2 separate regions of the Homo sapiens genome follow, and region 2 is linked to region 1. A link is a loop called in an ENCODE intact Hi-C map of the cell type or tissue named here. Cell type or tissue: thyroid gland. All regions are shown on one strand.

Region 1 (2,500 bases):
ACTTTGGGAAGCTGAGGCGGGCAGATCACTCGAGGTCAGGAGTTTGAGACTAGCCTGGCCAACATGGCAAAACCCCATCTCTACTAAAAATACAAAAATTAGCTGGGCGTGGTGGCAGGCACCTGAAACCCCAACTACTTGGGAGGCTGAGGCAGGAGAATTGCTTGAACCTGGGAGGCAGAGGTTGCAGTGAACCAAGATTGTGCTGCTGCACTCCAGCCTAGGTGACAGAGGAGACTGTCTAAAAAAAAGAAAGAAAAAATGCTACCTCTTGTGAAACCATTCCTGGCCTGTTTCCAAATAGGTTTAGTTACTGCCCACCCCCAACCTTCTTACAACGTGGTCACTATTTCTATCACTGTCTCTCTAGACAATGAGTTCATTTTAAGAGCCTCATTATTTACCTCTGTCTACAAAGTCCATTGGATGCCTGGCACATATTGGGTGCTCGGGTTTGCTTAATCAGCAAATGCTCCTAACAGTATGTTAAGAGCGTGGGGCTATGAAGTCATGCCCCATTCCCCTCATGGCTTTGTCTTCAGTCCTCCCAGTCTCAAGATTCTGTCCCCCATCAGATCTACATCTGCCTCCAAAATGTGCCTACCTTCCTTTTTTGGGAAGGAGTTTCCCTTGGACTTTCACTAGTGTCTATGTGACAGGGCCTTTGGTTTGTCCCAAACATGCTCCTTCTGGCTTTGTGGCAATCCTTCATTCAAGGATTCTGGGATCTCCTTCTTTATTCCCTTCCTGAGTTCATACATGCTGATCTGTAGGCTCTGCAAGGACACTGTTATGGCCAACACATAGTAGGTGCTCGTTAAAGCCATGTTAAGTGAACACATGAATGGTCCCTTCTCTTCTGGGGTGTAATGGAATGCTCAGTAGACTTGGAATCAGAAGACAAAGATGCTGCCACTCTGGCCGTGGCTGTGGGCAAGCCATTTCAAATGTCTGAGCTTTTGCTTCCTTGCCTTTAAATTGGGGATAGTGCCTGTACTTCACAAGGATACAAAGGATGAATGGAGATGAAAGTGCCTAAAACACAACCAACCACAAAGCTCACGAGCATTTCATTCATTCTCAGCCTCCTCCATCAAGTGTAAAGAGGGTTCATCTCCACGGTCATCCTCCTTCTGCTCTTTTAAGTATCTGGTCCAAAATGACTTCTGCCCAGGGTCCCTTGTAGCATGCAGGAACAGAATGATGTGGAAGCAAGCCAGTTTTGAATTCTGACAGTCACTTCCAAGCTGTAGAATTTGGACCTGTCTGCCTACCTGTAAAAGGAACATAACAGCACCTACCTCATAGAGTTGCTGTGAAGATTAAATGAGATGTGTGTCAAGTGAATTAGATGACATTCAAAATTTGAGTGAACCTGATGAACCTGAGTGCCCCTGAAAACCAAGTGATCATGCTGCCCTCTTGTGGACAAGAGGGCACATAGCTCAGCAAAGGCACCCGCAAAGTGTTCCGGTGAGAGAAATCAAACCACACATAAGGAACTTCTCTCCTCTACTAGGGAGCTCATGAACTACCCTGAAATATTTCATCATCAACTAGACAAGAAATTTTCAGACATTGATGCACTTGTTAAAATGCAGATCAGTTCTGATTCAATAGGTCTGACATGGGGACACAGTTCTCTAACGAGCTTCCAAGAGATACTGATGCTATTGGCCCACAGACGGCCCTGAATAAAGTTCCTAACTATAACAATGTAACAGTGTCATAACAGGAACTACTTATTAAATGTCTTACCATGTGCCAGTTAGTGAGAAAGCCAGTTAACCTAGTTTAACTTGTATAATCCTCAAGACCCTGTGGGGTAGGTACGGTTTATCTCCATTTTTCAGATGAGTGAACTACAGCAGAGAGAAAGTTTGTTGCCATACCATACAGTGTAAGGGGTGGGGCTTGGGTTCTAATTTAGACACTCTGGCCCCAGAGCCTGCTAGGAGGAAGCCTCCAACAGTGTGGAGGACCACCCAGGGGGGAGGAGGGCAGCAAAGGTACTGAAGTGATCAAAGTGAGAGATGATGAGGCCTAAGCTAGGGCACTGGCTGTGGGATGGAAAAGAGGGGGACACGGAAAAGAGGATGAACAGGATTTGGTGGTAGACCTGAGGTGGGTGTAAGAGAAGTCATTCACTGTGGGTATCTGGTTTGGACAACTGGAGAGATGGTGATACCTATCACTTATTGAGCCAGGAAACGCTGGAGGAAGAGCAAGTTTCATGGGGAGCAAGTTTCCGGGGGAAGGTGGATTCAGCTTTAGAAACAGTCAATATGAAGTGGCTTTTGGTCATCTGGGAGAGACAGGAGGAGGAACCTGGGCCTACCTGTTCAGAGCTCAGGAAATGATTTGGGTTGTAGATGAAGTTTCACATAAGTGAAGCTATGGTGACTGAGATCATGTGGACAGTGCACAGATTGTCCTGCTCTGGACCAAAGTCGACACAGCCGATAATTAGGAGAGATGGGACTGGAATCCCATCCTGGCT
Region 2 (2,500 bases), 310 kb before region 1:
TCCCACCTCAGCCTCCCAAAGTGCTGGGATTACAGGTGTGAGCCACTGCATCTGGCCTGTCTTCTCTTGTTAAACTTGGAATCTTTAGCCCGCCAAGTCAATGAGCCTAAGCTAGCCTGCTGGAAGATGAGAGGCTATATGGAGGAGCATCAGGGTGCTCCAGCCAACTGCCAGTCACCAAATATGTGATTGAGCCAACTTACCAGCTATCCACAGACCCATGCATGTGGGAATCCAGCATAGATCAGCTAAATTGGCCAAGATCAAAACTGTGACCTGTATAAATATACTGTACCTTAGAACTGTGAACTAAACAAAATGATTGTTGTTTTAAGCCACTGTGTTTCAGGGTGGGTCATTTTATAGCAAAAGCTCACTGAGACAGAGATCCAGAGCAGTAAAGCTTTGGAGCTAAGCAGTCTGAGTTGGAAAGACAGCTTCTCCCACTTTCTAGCTATATGGCCTTGGGCAAGCCACTCAATTTCTCAGAGCTTCAGTGTCCTCATTTGAATAATGGGGGTAATGGTAGTGCCCATTTCCTGGGGTTGCAAGAATTCAATAAGATGATAGATGTCTGACATTAGCTTGTATGAAGCTTGGCTCAGCCTAAAGGGAGCTGTTGTTGCCATTGCTCCATTGTTCAGATGAGTAAACTGAAGATGAGAAAACTAAACTCCCAGGTGTTTGGTCACTTTCCCCAAGGTCAGTCAGCCAGAAAATGACTGAACTTGGGACTCACAGTCAAGACTTCTTAATTCCTACCAAGTGTAGGATTCCTAATAAGACTAGTGGGGTGACTGGCAGGGGGTGGGGAGGGACATTTATTGTCTACCTGGTGACAAATTTCCTTGTGTCCTGATTTCAGTAGGAAGCCAAAATAGGCTGGAGGTAATGAATAATCAAACTGAAGTTCTACGAAGATTAGTTGGTAGCACAAAGTACAACTCACTGGCAGGCACTGGCAGTTCCAGCCCTTCATTCTCTGAATCCAATGTCTTATCAAGTCGGATTTTCTTGTACTGTTTCTCAAATCCACTCATTTCTCTCTCTTTTTTTTTTTTTTTTACCTCAGCCCTTGCCCCTGTTCCTGGAGCTGTGCAATGGCTTCCAGCTTTCTTGGCGACTCCCACCGCAATCCTCTTTCCTCTCCTCTCGTCCTTCTCCAGCCACACTTTTAGCTCTGTGGCAACACATGCCTGATGCCTACCAGAGGTCAGATTCAGCTTGTGGGCTTTACCTTGGAGCCGGCTTCATGGTTTCCAGGTATTGGGATATAAGGCCTCCATGTGCCTGACACCCCAACCATCAAATTAGGATATTGGAGATGTCCCCAGCAAAGACTTTCAGAGCTGACCCTTTATAAGGGTGGCACCTAAATCCTACTGAAGGCCTGTAGGTACATACCATCAGTGAGCAGCAGATGGCAGAGTCACCTCTCCTTTTGCTATCTCCCATTAGGAGTTATTGCCGCTCCTTCCTCCATGAAGAATAACAATAAAGATAGGACCTCAATACACAATTAGAAAACGCTCTGTATGAAAAAGTTTAATTGAATTAATTGCCCAAATTTAAAGAATAAGGGATGTCCTAGTAAAATCATATTTCAGGCTTTTAAAAAATCCAAATATCTTGTGCTCTACCATGGTGAGCCTTGGTCCTTATCATTCCCTGTGTTCTCCCAACACTGAGGCCAAGTTATTTTTGCCATTGATCAAGGTGGTTGTACTATTATTTTTCTTAAAACTTTTTTTTTTTTTTGAGACAGGGTCTCACTCTGCCACCCAGGCTGGCGTGCAGTGACACAATCACAGCTTACTGCAACCTCCATCTCTTGGGTTCACGCTATCTTCCCACCTCAGCCTCCTGAGTAGCTGGGACTACAGGCACGTGCCACCATACCAGCTAAGGTTCATATTTTTTGTAGAGGCAGGGGTCTCCCTATGTTGCCCAGGCTGGTCTTCAACTCCTGGGCTCAAGTGATCCACCTGCCTCGGCCTCCCAAAGTGCTGAGATTATCGGCGTGAACAACTGCACCTGGCCTAAACATTTTTTTTAATGTGTGAAATATTTATTGATCATGTCTTTAACAAAAGTAAGAAAATTCTGGGCATGGTGGCTCATGCCTGTAATCCCAGCACTTTGGGAGGCTGATGGGGGTGGATCACTTGAGGCCAGGAGTTTGAGACCAGCCTGGGCAACATAGCAAGACCCTGTCTGTACAAAAAATTACAAAAATTAGCTGGAAGTGGTGGCACATGCCTATAGGTCCAGCTACACAGGAGAAGGAGGTAGAAGGGTTGCTTGAGCCCAGGAGGTTGAGGCTGCAGTGAGCCAAGATAGCACCACTACACTCTGGCCTGGGCAATAGAGTGAGACCCCATCTCAAAAAAAAAAGGAGGTGATAAATTATAAGTGAATAAAATGTAATTGAATAAATGAAACGGAGGTTGTAGGCATTTGAGCTTGTCCCCTCTAATCCAACCGCTCTCCCTGCCTAGCC

The links. Peaks named below come from ENCODE experiments on the same cell type or tissue, not always from the same donor. Only the 100,000 strongest peaks of a DNase experiment are listed, where the experiment ranks them.
Region 2: it touches region 1 in a loop (2.9-fold over the local background); 64 of 110 quality-filtered maps call a loop at or near these places.

The regions. Positions count from the first base shown.
Region 1 is chr11:74,254,890-74,257,389 of GRCh38, reverse strand. It overlaps a transcript of P4HA3 not described here. Among named protein-coding and RNA genes, the nearest start is that of P4HA3-AS1, 55 kb to the left of the region's middle. In thyroid gland, a CTCF peak has its summit at 1,424 (motif pointing left); a DNase peak (open chromatin) is centred at 1,419; H3K27ac peaks cover 675 bases.
Region 2 is chr11:74,569,626-74,572,125 of GRCh38, reverse strand. No RefSeq gene overlaps it. Among named protein-coding and RNA genes, the nearest start is that of POLD3, 22 kb to the left of the region's middle. In thyroid gland, a CTCF peak has its summit at 1,418 (motif pointing right); no DNase peak of the experiment used is centred here.